Regions from separate parts of the Homo sapiens genome. Here region 1 is linked to region 2. A link is a loop called in an ENCODE intact Hi-C map of the cell type or tissue named here. Cell type or tissue: heart left ventricle. All regions are shown on one strand.

The links. Peaks named below come from ENCODE experiments on the same cell type or tissue, not always from the same donor. Only the 100,000 strongest peaks of a DNase experiment are listed, where the experiment ranks them.
Region 1: a loop joins it to region 2, with 9 times the contacts of the local background. A loop is called at or near these places in 4 of 110 quality-filtered maps.

The regions. Positions count from the first base shown.
Region 1 is chr1:59,592,754-59,600,753 of GRCh38, forward strand. The region is part of intron 8 of FGGY (FGGY carbohydrate kinase domain containing); the gene reads left to right. Among named protein-coding and RNA genes, the nearest start is that of MIR4711, 140 kb to the right of the region's middle. In heart left ventricle, no CTCF peak of the experiment used is centred here; no DNase peak of the experiment used is centred here; H3K27ac peaks cover 537 bases.
Region 2 is chr1:59,388,969-59,396,968 of GRCh38, forward strand. The region is part of intron 5 of FGGY (FGGY carbohydrate kinase domain containing); the gene reads left to right. Among named protein-coding and RNA genes, the nearest start is that of FGGY, 96 kb to the left of the region's middle. In heart left ventricle, no CTCF peak of the experiment used is centred here; a DNase peak (open chromatin) is centred at 4,373; H3K4me3 peaks cover 428 bases; H3K27ac peaks cover 3,649 bases.

The DNA of each region.
Region 1 (8,000 bases), 200 kb after region 2:
GAAGGGGAACATCACACTCTGGGGACTGTTGTGGGGTGGGGGGACGGGGGAGGGATAGCATTATGAGATATACCTAATGCTAAATGACGAGTTAATGGGTGTAGCACACCAGCATGGCACATGTATACATATATAACTAACCGGCACATTGTGCACATGTACCCTAGAACTTCAACTATAGTAATAATAAAATAAGAAAAAGTAAAAATAAAAAAATAAAAGAGAAATGCATTTGAGGCAAAGCCTCTTTTCCTCTGTGTAGAACTGATGATGGGGTAAAATAGAAGAAACCACACATATACACCCTGATGCTGATCTAGAGCCCAGTAGCTCCAGAGAGCTAGGGAAGGCCCCACTCTGTGTGGGACATTTATGTGGCCTGTGACCACAAGAACCGTCAGCAGCAGAACAGGTGATGAGCATTTGTTGAGTGAATCAAAACAGAAATGAACCACTGTGCAGGTTCAGCTGGGTTCCCCTGAATGCATCCTTGAGAGGGTCCTCAGTGTGTTTGTGGACATCTAGTTACAAGGCAATCAACATATAAATGGGGATCATCTTCCCATCGCCTTCAAGAAAAACAGAATTCTATTTCTGCATGTCATGAAGGGTTCTTTAGGATCTGACACATACCTGCCCTTCCACTCAGAGGTCTGACATTTTATTTTCACATCTGCTCCGTGGCTGCCTGTCTTTGGGCAAGTTACATGACCCTGCTAATCCTCAGTTCCCTCATCTTTAAAATGGGGATAAAGATACCTATCTCACCGGCTTGTGATAATTATAAAATGAGAAAGTGCAAATAAATCCACTGTCTTTTCATCACACATATGCCAATCCAGCATTTGTGATTTTTAAAAATTCTTACTGTATAGTTTACCTTTCAGCCAAACCATGCCTTCTTCAAGCTGATATTATACTAAGAACTTTTATCTTTATTGAGGTGCTTATCAGAATATCTTGCCATTCTTGCATTAACTGTTAGATATCCCAACTGCATGGGAAACAAGGACAAGCACAGTATCTTTTTCATCTCTCTTTTTCACAGGACCTGACACATAGAAGGTGCTCAGCTGAATGTTTGCCGAAGGGTCATGTGAAGTGTCTCTGTTCTGGAGAATCTTGATTCCCAAGAGCCCCAGATAATTCCTGGCCCCTACTCTCCTATCCCATATTAGGCAGCTACTCTGTGTCAGAAACTAAGCCAGGGGCTCTGCACAAAAGGCTGTAGTTCATAGCTCTGCAACCCTGGGGGGCAGCTATTATATAAACTTCTTACAACAATTAACACAAATCCCTCAAGTGTAAACATCTGATGTCTCTTTACCTTCAACCCACTAGGGACACAAATTGAGAACCCAGCAACCCTCATCTGGCATGGAAAACTTAAGACCTGGATTTCTTCCACCTGCACCTGCTGCGTTTGTAGCCATCCCCTCCCCTCTTCCAGCACCTTTGTTGTTTGTATCTTACCAGGATTAACCATACTAGTCTGGACTCTGAACTCAGAAACATGTAGATTAAACATTTCCTAGCTTAAAAAAATAGAGTGCAGAAAGTTAAATAGTTAGCTCTCACATGTTGATTATTTACTATGTGAAGGCAGTATGTAGGGTTTGTCTAACATTGCCTCCAATTTTCCCAAATATCCGGTAAGGTGAATATTCTTGTCTGTCTTTTACACGGGAAGAAGCCAAGATTCAAGAGGGCCTCATAACTTGCTGCATGGATCTGTGATTCCTGACCTGGGTACACCCCAACACTGCTTCTTCCTGGCACCAGGCACCCAAGGAATCAGTTCCACTAGCCCCCACGCCTCAGCAACCAGCACTAGGCATGGAGGGGTGCTTCCTCCCACCAAGGCTGAGTGCTCAGTCACACCCTATGAGAGCAAGCCAATGAAATGGAAAAATAGCTCTTACTCCTGACTCTGACATCTGCCCTGCAGGTGAGAGCCAAATTCTCAAATTGCCAGGCCAATGGCAAATAAGCCCACACTATGCACAGAGGGTATCAACACAAAGAGGGTTCTGTGGGAATTCACACATCCTGGAAGCCAGGCTGACCCTGGTAGACAGTTTCATTTTATCTTGTCTCAGCCACATGATGAGTGGAGAGAGAGAAGGAAAGTGCACAGATCTCCAGAAATGGGGTTTGGGTTCACTCTTGAGAATACCCCTGGGCAGTACTCTGACCCTTGGGCCCCTCTCTGTAAACACACAAGAACAGCTAAAATGTCTGGAAAGGGGAAGGGCTGGTTCCACTGATGCCCCTGCATTCATTGAGTTTCCTGCTTCCCAAGTAGCTGAGAGGCAGCTGGATATAAAAGGAACAGGCTTTGGAGTCAGACCCAGATCAAATCCCCATTCTGCTACTTGGTACCTGTAGGACAATGAGCAAGGCTTTGACCTTCTGTGAGCCATGGTTTATCTGTAAACTAAAGGAAATGGTAGATTATCATGAAAATTATAGATAAGAATATGAAACAGCACATAGTAGCTGCTTGGCAAATGTTAGTTGCCTTCCCTCCCTTTTCCCCCACTGCATTCATTTGTAATGCCTTTTTTTAAAAAAAAATGACAGTAAGAGCAATTATAATTGGCACAGGTTGCTTTATGAGCTAAATATGTTACAGATCAATAATACACAATCTCTGGCCTGGCGCGGTGGCTCATGCCTGTAATCCCAGCACTTTAGGAGACCAAGGTGGGCAGATCACAAGGTCAGGAGTTCGAGACCAGCCTAGCCAATATGGCGAAACCCCATCTCTACTGAAAATACAAAAAATTAGCCGGGCTTGGTGGTGAGCAACTGCAGTCCCAGCTACTCGAGAGACTGAGGCAGAAGAATCCTTTGAACCCAGGAGGCAGAAGTTGCAGTGAGCCGAGATCGCGCCATTGCACTCCAGCCTGGGTGACAGAGTGAGACTCCATCTCAAAAAAATAATAATAAAAAATAAATAAAAACCACAATCTCTATTTAAGCCACTCTCACAGGACTGACTGTACCCTATATCATGTCATATATTTGACAGACAGTTGCTTTTCTTCCTTTTATTCTTCTAAAGAAGTCCAGATGAGCCCCAGATACAGGTTCATACCCTAGATAGCCTATTCCAAGGGTTAAAATCAGGCCTGCTTCACATCGAAGGCATTTTGTTATGATCTGTTCATAACAAAAGCTGCCTCCTGGCTGTTGCCTGCAGCTGAATACTGTTACTCTGAAGCCATCATTTCATTTGTTTCTGATTGTTCTGCAGTGTTTACATACCTTACATATTAGCGTGATCTTTTATAGAGTACAGGCAGAGGTTAAGCCCTCCCGGATCCACTTTCCCTCTGAGGGCTCTTTCTTCTTTTTTACTGTCCCTTGCCTCTGTGTTACAAACCATTTCTCTTTTATAGAAATTCATTTAAATAGAAAAACAATTTTTAAGTGTTTTCTTTTTTTTTTAACATGAGGCTCACTTAACATTTTTAGAAAATGTTGAATATGGAGAAGAGGGAAAAGATACCACCAAAATGTGTGATTTTTTTTTTCTTTTTTCCTGACATAGGAAAATCCCATTACCTCTCTTGAATTTACCAAGGGACATATTCCATTTAGGGCATAGAAGGACCTGGGCTGCCTCCAGACCTAATGTGGAAGAAGGTGCTGTCTGCCTGCTATTTCCTTGCTTCTCCTTATTTCAATCTTTTTTTTTTCTCCAAAAAAAAAAAAAAGTGACTTAGGAAGGATATGGACTTGTGAGTCAGATTTGGGTCTAAGTCTTGGTTCTGCCCTATGTGTAATCCCAGGAAGGAACTTGAGTTGATTTTCTGAAGCTCAGTTTCCTTTTCCATTAAAACTGGGAGTGACTCAGGCTTGCCTAGTATCTTAGCTGGAAGAATGTGTGTGAAACTGGCCCACCTTTCACAGATAGGTCACCCTGCTGATTGCAGTGGCTTCCAGGCACCCAGGCCTGGGAAAGATTCACAGGCCTAGTCCAGACCTGGCAGGAAAGAGGCTGTGAGCAGTTCTGCCTGCCGCAGATGTGCTGGCACATGTACCGCCGTGTGCTGCCCCAGGTAACATATCAGGCAGCTAGGGAATGTAGGCTTTCAGACCCTCTCTCTTCAGTTCTCTTCTGCTGACTTCCTCCCATCCAGCCATCATACTTTCTTAATCCTCTCATCAATCCCCTTTGTTATAGAGAAGATGGAAGGGTTAAATTCCTTCACCCTCATCACTTCCACTGATATTTGATAAACACCTCTCAGTTCATAATACTTTTGCACTCAAGCAGGGGAGCTACCCAGGTGTCTATGGAAAGTTTTGAATTCTTTTTGCCTATTCAGTTTAGTCTTCTCATTTTCTATCTGGCCAGAAATGGAGAAAGTGTTTTGAAGGTCAGGATTCTTCAGGTCTAGACTTGTAGGGATGTATCCTGAATTCCTCTGAGCTAAGCCTGAGAAGCACAAGTGGGTTCTATTGGGAAACACTTCCAAAAGGCAATGATTGATGCTTATGCACAGAAATTCTGACTTTTAGTAAAAGATGCTTGGATATAAATCAAGCAGGACTCTCCTTGCCTTTATACAATATGCGGTAAACAGGGTAAATCCTCAATTTTACTTATGCCCACTGACAGATCTTACAAGTAGAAATTAACCCATCTGAGTGATCGTGTTGATTCTTTCTCCCTCTTCTCTAGAGCCATTATAACCTCTGTACCCTACTTCAGAATTCTAATCAAGATAGTGTCAAGTCTTTTAAAAAAAAGTTAAACCCCCACATGAGCTCCAATCCATAAATAAGAAACTCACCCTGGCTTGTATGGAGGTGATGATATTAACACAGGCTACATTTCTCTGGGTCACTGAATGTACCCGGCACTGTACCAAGGCCAGTAATAGACTGTGCCACATTTAATCTTTACAGATCTGTAAGAGAGGTCTTATTTGTCCCATTTTTCAGATGAACACCCCAAAGACCAAGGTCACACAGCAGAGACTCTCGGCTGGAGACTGCCCTCAGGCATCCTTTTAACGGAACTCTAAAGTCTGCAGGAGGGAGCCATTTTTCCTACCAGCCAGTTTAGAATCAAAAAAGAGCATTGGTTTTGCCGTATTAGAGAACTAATTCATAATTAGTACTATGCTCACTCCTGGAGGATTTGACAGAAATAGAAGATATGGTTCTGACTCAGGATCCACCTCACTACGTGATGTCAGAGCAACAGAGCTAAGACTGCAACTGATGAGTATTGTGCAGATGGAGCACGCTACCTCCTCGTTAGCTCTCTCCCCTGCACCCACTCTGCCCCACCCACTCCTCCTCCCTTGCGTGATCCATAGAATAGACCAATATGTGTTTACCCACCACAGATTGTTTGGATTGTGAAAAATGCATGATATAATTTTATATCTTTGAAGGCACACAGCTCTCAGAGCTTTCAAAGCTGAAAACCAGTCTGGGCTCACTGGAGCCAGTTAGGCATTTGTATATAGAAGGCCAAGTGTGGCTTCTTGTCTATAGGAGAGAGAAAATGTGGAGGAACTTTTGGAAGGCTTCAGAGTTTTTTTGGCTATTCTCTCTCTCTTGCAAAGCAATCTGGGTGCATTAACTATAAATGAATGAGAAACATATGGATTAAATTTTATCTGTGATCACATATGAGTTTCAAGAATGATAAAGAATAAGGAATTCAGTGTTTAAGGAGTCCAGAATACTTTGCAAGTAATTCAGGATATTGCAGGCAACATTTGGCTGCCTCCCTCTATCCAAATTTGAGGACTGTTTGGTAGGGTGACAGACCTGCTCAGTGCCCTCCCCACCCACTCAGATTGCTAAACCTCAGGAGATACCTGTGGATAGGTTTTGTGTGTATCTTGTTTTGCTGAGACTGAAATAAAGAGATTGGGTTTCTAGGAAAGGCAAACTCTATGAGAACACTCTTAACCACTTTGAAACCCCCAAATAGAAGAGGAAAATTTGGTAAGCCCGATCTTTATTAACCATGTCTTGCTTACAGATAATATTAGATGTGTTTTATATCCTATTATTGCCCTTAATGTTAGTGTCATTGTCCTGTTAATGATAATGGTAGCCATGTCCTGCACTTGTGTAGTGATCTAATTTACAAACAGGTACACATTACCTGTTAATACACATTACAGATGTATTTGTAGAGATGTACACTTACAACATATGCAGAGTATGTTATGACAAGCTACAATACAGGAATTACAGAGTTAAGTGAAGATGCAGGCAGGAGTACCTAACCCAGCATTGTGGTAGAAGTCAGGGTTTATGGAAGGCTTTTCAGAGGAGATAACATTGAGTTCAGTCCTACACATGTTCGTTTGTTTGTTTGTTTGTTTGTTTTTGAGACGGAGTCTCACCCTGTCGCCCAGGATAGAGTGCAGTGGCACGATCTTGGCTTACTGTAACCTCCACCTCCTGGGTTCAAGTGATTCTCCTGCTTCAGCCTCCCAAGTAGTTGGTACTACAGGCACGTGCCACCACACCTAGCTAATTTTTGTATTTTTAGTAGAGCCAGGGTTTCACCATGTCAGCCAGGCTGGTCTCAGAACTCCTGACCTCCCAGTGATCTGCTGGCCTTAGCCTCCCAAAGTGCTGGGTTATGCATGTTCTTAAAAGAATATGAATAAGTAAGTGGCTGGGTGCAGTGGCTCATGCCTGTAATCCCAGCACTTTGGGAGGCCGAGACGGGCGGATCACTTGAGGTCAGGAGTTCAAGACCACCTGGCCAACACTGGTGAAACCCATCTCTACTAAAAATATAAACATTAGCTGGGCGTGGTGGCATGTGCCTGTAATCCCAGCTACTTGGGAGGCTGAGGCAGGAGAATCACTTGAACCCAGGAGGCAGAGGTTGCAGTGAGCCGAGATTTTGCCACTTCACTTCAGCTGGGGGACAGAGCAAGACTCAAAAAAAAAAAAAAAAAAAAAGGAATATGTATAAGTTAGCTAGGGGAAAGCGAGAGGGAGTGCCCTCTAATCAGTGAGACAAGAATTTATGAACACTAAGAGTTGAGAAAGAAAATGGCACAAGGGGAATTTCAGGTTCACTTAAGTCTGAGGCCTAGCTTATGATGGGCTTGGTGCAATAAAAATGATGGGGGCAGAGGATTGGGAAATGATAACATAGGGGATTTCAGGAGACAAAAAGGTAAAAGCTACATCAGACAGTCCCATATGTCGTGGCAAGCTGCTCAAGGACTTTAGTAAGGAGAATGATAGAATTAAATTTGTGTATTAGAAAGATCATTGTGGTGGAGGTATGAAAGATTCTCTGAGTGACGCTTAAGAGAGTACAGGATGGAGGACACTATTTGGGTCAGGGAAACGAGTTTAATCCAGTTTCATCACCCTTGTAATAATCCAAGCAAGAAATGATGAAGGGCTGGACTAACGTAGTGGCAATAGTTGGAAACAGGAAGACTTGTGTTTGAAAAATATTTGACAGAGCACCGTGACCTACTGTGGGGCAGATGAGAGCGATGAATGATCAGGAAGTCAAGAATGGTATCCTGAGACAGAGATACTTCTGACATGTCAAAAATATAACGTGCCATCCTTCATCCCAGAGCTACAGAACAAGACATGTCGATTAGCCATCCAGGTCAAAGGTTCCATGTGGAGCTCAGGAGCAAGGCCTGAGTGTGGGATAAAAATTGTCATTGCACACATAGGACTGGATGAGCTGACCCTAAGAGATGTAGGCAGTGAGATGAACATAGGAGAGAATCCAGGAGGGAAGAGAAAGAAGAGCCTACCAAAGAGACGAAGCTAATAATGAGTAGAGGCTGGACCTGCACCCAGCTCTTTGGACACCAAACTTTTCCACCGTCCCAGAAAGTTGCAGAATTAAGCCATCTGTGGCTTAACATGCCTTGAGAGCATACTGTGTCCTAGGATCTTTATACACATTACCCCATCTAGGACTTAGACACAGCTCTGTGGTTAATGAGATGATCCCCATCGACAGATAAGGA
Region 2 (8,000 bases):
ACAGGGTCTTGCTCTGTCGCCCAGGCCGGAGTGCAGTGTCGTAATTTTGGCTCACTGCAACCTCTGCCTCCAGGGTTCAAGCGATTCTCCTGCCTTAGCCTACTGAGTAGCTGGGACTACAGGTGTGTGCCACCACACCTGACTAATTTTTGTATTTTTAGTAGAGACAGGGTTTCACCATATTGGTTAGGCAGGTCTTGAACTCCTGACCTTGTGATCCGCCCACGGCTGAGTGAACAGATAAAAACTTTACTATTTTTATCCCTCCCTCTCCCCTCTTAAACTCTAATCTACTTTATGTCTGCTATGAATTTGCCTATTCCAGATACCCCATTTAAGTAGACTTATATAGTATTTATCCTTTTGCGTCTGGCATATTTCACTTAACATAATGTTTTCAAGGTGTGTCTATGCTGGAGCATGTGTCAGCCTTTCTTTTTTATGACTGAATAATCACATCCTATTGTGTGCATATACTACATTTTGCTTGTCCATTCATCTTGTCCAAATGGACCTGTTGGTGGACATTTGCATCGTTTCTACCTTTTGGCTATTGTCAATGATGCTGTGGCGAACATTGGTATATAAGTATCTTTGGGTCTCTGCTTTTAGTTCTTTTTGGTGTATATCTAAGGAGTGAAATTACTGGTTCCATAGGGTCATTCTAAGTTTAGCTTGGTGAGGAACCACCAGATGTTTCCACTATGGCTGCTCCATTTTACATTCCCACCAGAAATATATGAAAGTTCTAATTCCTCCACATCCTCCCCAGCTCTTATTTCCCTCTCCTTTAAAAAAATTATACCCATTGTAGTAGATATAAAGTAGTCTCTTATTGTGGTTTAAGAATTGATTTTTTAAAATACTAGAAATCTGTGGGATGAAAGTAAAATTGATTGAATTTATATCATCCTAGAAGTAACTTTTTTTGGCAAGGATACCCCAGGGAGTGTCATAAAATTAAAAATTAAAGGTGTCTGAGAGTAAGGGGAGAAGCACAGTTACTTCTGATGTGCTTGATGCTAAAGCTCCTTGATTTGCATTGTTTTATGGTTGTGTTGAAGGATGATTTCTCAGAACAGTGGTATTTAAAGCAGCTCTTCTAAGTTCTAGGAAGGATTCAGTCATCCTCTCTCACCAGCTTATTTTTTAGTATATTTAATAGTGCTGAGAAATAACCAGTAAATATTAGATATTCTTTACCCTTATTTTTGAGAAAGAAGAGTGTTTTCACTCTCTACAGAAGAAATATCCTTATCTCTTCACTAATGATAGTAGAAATAATAGGCATTTCAAAATAACAGTTACTTAAACACATAAGGGCTCATTCTTTCCTGTGAATAAATATAGATATATGGAGTCTTGGGCTACTGTGATTTCCCCATAAAGTCATCAAGGACACTAGCTTTTTTGATGTTTTTTAGTCCTGAGTTCTATTTTCAAGATCACCTCATGGTCCAAGATGGCGGTTGAAGTTTCCATTATCAAGTCCACAGTCCATGTAGCAGGAAGAAGGAAGTGGGTGTGGTGCATACAAAGGATGTGCCTCACATTGGAGTGAGCCTTCTTTAAACAATCTTCTTAGAAGATCTACGTCATACTTGTGCTTGTATATTATTGACCAGCAGCTAGGTTTATAATCAAACTGAGGTGAAGGGGAATCGGGGCAGTGTAGGCTTTTATCTGGGTGTCTTCCTATCCAAATATTGGGGTTTTCTTACTAAATAAAAAGGGAGAATTGATATGGGGTGGGTAAAAAGACACTCAAAATCATAATTTCTCAGCAATTTACATTGACCAGTATCACAGACACCAATTTATAGTCCAATGATAGTCACAAGGTAAAGGGAGAAGGTGGTGATCATGAGGGAGATAGTATATAATCTGAGCAATGTAACTCACAAGTTTCATTATTCATTAATACATTCATTCATTCACTTATTCCTTACATATATATTAGTAAAGCATCTGTGAGGCATTCTCTCCCTAATCCAGTAATTGATAGGTACACATGTATTTGACTATTCAAACCCGTATAAGAGCCAAATAATCCTTAGTTCAAAGTTTTGCTCTGCCACTTTTAAGATAAATCCGAACTCAGTTAAATAGCTTGTGGATGGGGTGAGGAAGAGGGACCATTTAGAAACCTAGTAAACCTGTGGTTCGATGACCTTTTTCTCCACCTCCTCCCTGGCTTGGGATTTGATTTTGGCTACCTGTGGAGAGAGTCATCCACTGAGGGGTCTCAGAGACATTGTGGGGGTGAAGAAATGGGTAGGTGCCCAGGAGATTTCAGGCCAGCCCAACCTGAGTTCAGAGGCTTAAAGTCCAGGGAGGGCGAGAGAGGATGAAGCATGCTGGGTCAGTCGGGCTGGAGGCAGTGGGGGAGTCGGAGGGAGTAGGAGGAAGTAGGAGGTGCTAACATCATGAGAAGCATGAGTTAAGGCACAGGTTCTCAGGGACTGTGCCTTGCACTTGTACTCACTTGTTACATCACTGACTGTCCCTCTCTGCTACATTGAGGCAAAGTCTGAGGAAGGTTGAGGTTGCTTCTTTCTCTTTTCATTAGTAAAGCAAATCTGGATAGAAAAGGGTGAGAAGCCCCATCTTTGTCCTTTGGAGGAAAGGGTAAAACTGTGTGACCTCGACGATTATGATGTGCACTCTTCACTGAGAACCACTAGTCTGAATCTGTTCCATTTCTATAAAGCTTTTTCCCCAGTTCTCTGCTGTGTACGTCTAGATGTGGATTTTATGTGGCTGAAAGATGATCTCTAGCATGACTGTCATTTTCCAACTGAGCAGCAGTATAGCTTTTCCTTTACTGAACAATTTTCTCTGAGACCTTGAATCACTTTTGGAATTTAATTTCATTTGCTTTTTCAATATGATAAAGTAGAACTCTCTCTGAATTTGATTCCTCACTTACAAATAGATATGATACTATATTCTCTGTTGAAAATGTTTTGGAACTGTGAAGATGCTAGAGAGTTAGATCTCGTGTTTCAGGGAACAGAACTGAAACTCAGAAGGGTTTCATTCTGAGGGTGAAGCCAGTGTGTGGAATAAGAGTTAAATTTTAAGGGGTACATTCCTGGATCATGCCTTGTTCAGGAGTCTTTTTCCTGACCCAAGAAGGCCTCCCTCAGGATACAGTGGGCATCTCAGTCTTTGTGAACTCTTAAATTCATTTCTTACCCAGGGTGGCTAACTCTGTCAGTGGACTATTTTGTGAACTTCATACTTTCGGAATATGTTATACTTATGTGATTCTTGGTAGTCTCAAGAACCTTGGTAGAGGTTCAAATCAGTCAATCTGGTTAAAGGTATCAGTATTCAGTCTTGGAATCAAGTGGCACTAGAGCTCTTAAGGCTTGGCGGTTTTCAGGACCTACATCACAAGATACAGAAGTGGTGTGGCTTGGAGCTCGTAAGACTCGTGTCTGGTCCAACCAGGTAACTTGGGGCCCCTGGCACCCATATCAGACTTTTCTCATCTGCAAAATGTGCTGCTTGGAGTGGGTGATTTATTTAGTACTTCCCAGGCCCAAAGTTCTGAGTCTGTAAGATGTAGTGGGGTTGACCAGCATCTCCTTTTGGATTCTCCTTTAAAACTCATTCCTTTGAAAGGAGATTGCTAAAGTCAAACCTTAGAATCCAACCCTTTGGGCTATGATTTAATGTTAAAATGCTGTACCCTTTCCTTTCCTCCTTTTTCTCCTTTACTACTTCTATTTTGTTTCTTTTTCGAAAAAATATACCTTCTTTTAAAATTTTTCTTCATTTTTCCTTCTTCTCTGTAAATTATCAAGGGCCTTTGAAGAGAATTCTTACATGTTATTAAGAAATTGCAGTCAGGGAGCCCTCTGTTCCCAGATCATTTAGAAGATTGCTTTTCCTTTTGTTAAATACAAAAAATTGTCAACCTGTATTGTTAAAATGTGCCAAAAACTGCATTCACCAATAAAAAATGTCAGCTCTCATTATTGCCCAGATATTATTCTTTTCAAAAGCGGAGCACTCTTGCCAGGCTTTCTAAACAATCTTCAGCTCATTCATCTTCCTGGTTTTGTTACATTTTGAACCTCTCTGGGTCTATATAAGGTGGCAGCCTGTCTTTTAAAAATTAATGGATTCCAAATGCCATTCAAACCTATTTCCGCCCTTAACCTCCTCCTCTTCTCCCCAACCCTGCCTGTTAGGAGTCTTATGTTCTGTATAAATATTGAGCTGGAGATAGTTTCTAAAGAGGTGTTTGGACCTTTAATTAACATTGACAGCCTGTCTGCTTAGGATTTTGCTCTGCTGTCTCCATGGAAAAGTCAGGTAGGTCAGTATGTGGGGGAGGGACCTCTGCAGTGGATGTGTTCCTGGCGGCTGGCCCTAGAGACACTGCACTCTGAGCCAACCGTGAAGTCATTTTGAATTTAAGGAGTCTTGCTAATCCAAGGCAATGTGTCTTAATTTGACAAAGTAAAGGCTGCCCGATAAGCAAGCCTCACTACAAGTTCTGTGAAACAGGGGGTGTTTGTAAGTTTAGATTGTGCTAGAGAAATGTGGTGATGTGGAAGAACGGGCTCATTTTCTCCTGTTTACTCCCTTTCCCACCCCATCCCCCTCCTCTCTCCCTTCTCTCTTACTTACTTTGGCCCAAATCAGCCCTGCAGTCTGGCCTCTGCAGTGGCTTGATGTGAAATTTGAGAAACATATGTAGTTTTCTATTTCAGGAAAATGATCTCAGGGATTGAATGTGTTTTTTTGTTGGCTGTTAAGCTCTGATCTTGCCCAGTGTGGTTTTTTGATGATGGGAAAGAGGCTTCGAAGTGCTTTTTATCAGAATTTCATGTAATAAAACTTAAGGTTTGGTTTCTTTATTTTGGCCCCCAACCCCCTCCCAGGCTCAGGACACAATGTCGTCTATTCTGTCAGAAGTGGGAAGAAGTACACATTGTTCATATTACAATCACTTCTTTGCTGCTTGCACACACATATATAAGAATGGCCACTGTGTCTATCCTTCACAAAAGCTATTTTAAATGTAGTTCAGTGGAGGACCAAAGGTCTGCGTAGTGTCTCTTACAAAGGAAAAGGGATCTGTTGGGGGAAAAGTCTGCCTTTGTTTTGCCTTGGAAGGGCCAGTATTTTTCTTTGTTCTAGAGGTGAGTGCCAATAATGGGCCTAGTGCCCTATCAAGCAAACTTCATTAATCCAGCCCTGCAAAGGGTACACTGATCAGATAAAAGGGACCTACATCCTCAAAGCTCAAGGTATTTGTTTTTAAACTTTTTTCTTACTGTAAATAAATATCACTATTGTACTTAATCTCATATTCATAATTGTATTCCTTTTCTTAAAGAGCCTTTACATAAAAGCTTCAGGCCCTACAAAATCCGAGAGCATCCTTCATGGAGGAAGGATAGTAGACTCGAGGGTGAGTGGTTGAACTTTGGCTCTGGTGTAAAATGCCCACCCTGGGACTTATTGTGTGACCTTGAGCACGTTACATACCATTTCTGCACTTCATTGTCTTATTTATATTTCATGGGCTTGTTGCGGGATTGAACAGGTTCAAGTGTATAAAGCTCATAGTACAACCTGCTAAGGACTCAACATTAGCTATTCCTGCTGCTGTTTTTATTATTTGTTGCTGGCGTATAAGACCTAGGCAAATGGAGCTAAATACTATTGTCTACCATTAAAATATTCACCTTCTGGAGGGAATAGTGCAAGGGTAACTTCAGATTTGCATTGAAAAACCCATGGACTATCACTTTACATATTTATTTCCTTACCATCTTCAACCCTTATCCAGACAGCTCCAAATGCACATTATTCAGAAAATTGGTGATATTTTCACAGCACTGAGACTAAGCTCATCTCCTGCTGGTCCTTATCACTCACCAGCCTTTCAGCCACATCAGACATCTCCTCAATCTCTGGGCAAACCAGGCCTTTTCATGTCTTCTTGACTTTGCACGTACTGTTTCCTCCCCGCAGAGTATCATTTGCCCTTTTTTCTGCTTGTCAACTGCTATTCACCCTTCGAGACCCAACTTAAATATTATTTGTGAATTTTGGGCAGTTACACAGACTCTTTTGGGCAGTTACACACTACTGTTTCATTTTTCCTATAGTTCTTCAAGAACTTCTCTCATTGTAGTGTAATTATTTCTTGACATACATTTTTCTTCTAACAGCCTAGGAGGTCTTTGGATGAAGATACTACAGTCTATTCACTTTTATAACCCCGGTACAGAGTGCATGACACGTGTTAGGTGTTGAGAAATCTGAGAAATCGACTGGGAAGAGTTTTTTTTCATACCATTATATTTTAAAAGCTGCAATAGTTTGTTCCAGAAAAGTTATATTTTTCCCTTGGTGTATATTCTAATTTAAAAGGTGTTTTTAATGCCTGATTGATCTCCAATCTGTAATGACTTTGTAGCATTTTCTTTGTTTCCCTGCATTCAGCCTTCTGATTTAAGCAGATAATGCTTGGAAACACCTGTTTAAGTTGTATCTTCTTTGCTAGTTGTAACTTCATGAGTACAGGGACCATATATGTTCTGTTCACAGCTCTATCCCCAAGTCCTAATACAGTGGTTGGCAGTTCTAGAGGTAGAAGAAATTATAATAATAATAGTGCTTGTATTTTATGCTTAACAGAGCACTTAACATGCTGGCCACTATTGTGAGTATTTTAGATACATTAACCCCTTCAGTCCTCCCAATATTCTTATGTTATATGTATTATAATTATCATCTGTTTTCTACAGATAAAGAAACAGACTCAAAAGAGGCTAAGGAACTTGCCGGTGGTCACACAATGATTGGCAGAGTTGGGATTTTAACCTGGGCAGTCTGGCTCCAGAATTCAGGCTGTTTGCCATAATGGTTCCTTGCCTCTGATTAGTACTAATTAGCTTAGTACTTGTTTGTTAACTAATTATTAAAGGAATCCAACAGAGACCTATTTCTCTAATGTAAAGAGTTCATTCATTAGGCAAATAATCACCCTAAGCCAGTTGTTCTGGAAGTATGGCCTTCAGACCAGCAGCATGAGCAGCGTCACTTGGAAATACATTGGAAATGCAAATTCTGTGGCCTCACTCCCACCCTACTCAATCAGAAACTCTTGGGAGTGGGACCAAATAATTTGTGTTTTAAAAAAATCCTCCAGAAGAATCTGATGGATGCTAAAGTTTGAGAACCACTGGCCAAGACTCAGCCATTTTCTCTGGAATTTTACCCCTGATTTTTGCTTTTCTTAAGAAGTCATAATTTTGGGTGTCTCACTTTTGCATACTCCTGATTTTTGTGACATTAATGTGGGGACTAAGCTCTAACCTCAGTGAATGTTTTTGCTAAAGTTTCTGAGAAATTTTGAAGGTTTCAGGTGTGTCTGTAGCTTGACAGTGTTTGTTTCTTTTGATTTTTTTTTCCTGTGATAGCTTTTAGGATCAGGAAATTTAAAAAATATAGTACCTCCTCCATTCAGCCCTGCTGTCTCAGACTCCCCTAACTGGTGAGTGAAGAAGGAGCCCAGAGGTGCAGGGATAACAGAGAAAGGGGAAGTAGCAGAATCAGTGAGTGGGGAATCAAAGTTTGATGTTATCGCACTTCCTAGAAGTGGCCTCAGGTCCTTTGGACTGTTGGTTTACAAATGGTAGAAAAAAGGGACACTGGACTTCAAACTGGACTTGGAATCCCAGTTCAGTCTCTCTATCTATGTGATTCTAGGAAAGTAATTTTTCTGAGCAACAGTTCCCTCATCTTTAAAATGGGGATAATATTACTAATGTTTTAATGATGTGAGAATTTATGGAGATGCATGATGAGCACTCAATTCATGCTTGTTGTATCTATACTGAAGGAAGCTGTAAGAGATAGAGTTAGTCACTAGCATATTTACCAGTGAGTGTTCTAAGAAATGGATTATAGATTTTGCAGAGCAACAAGGAATCCACAGCATTCCACAATGGCTGGTATTCCAAGGATCG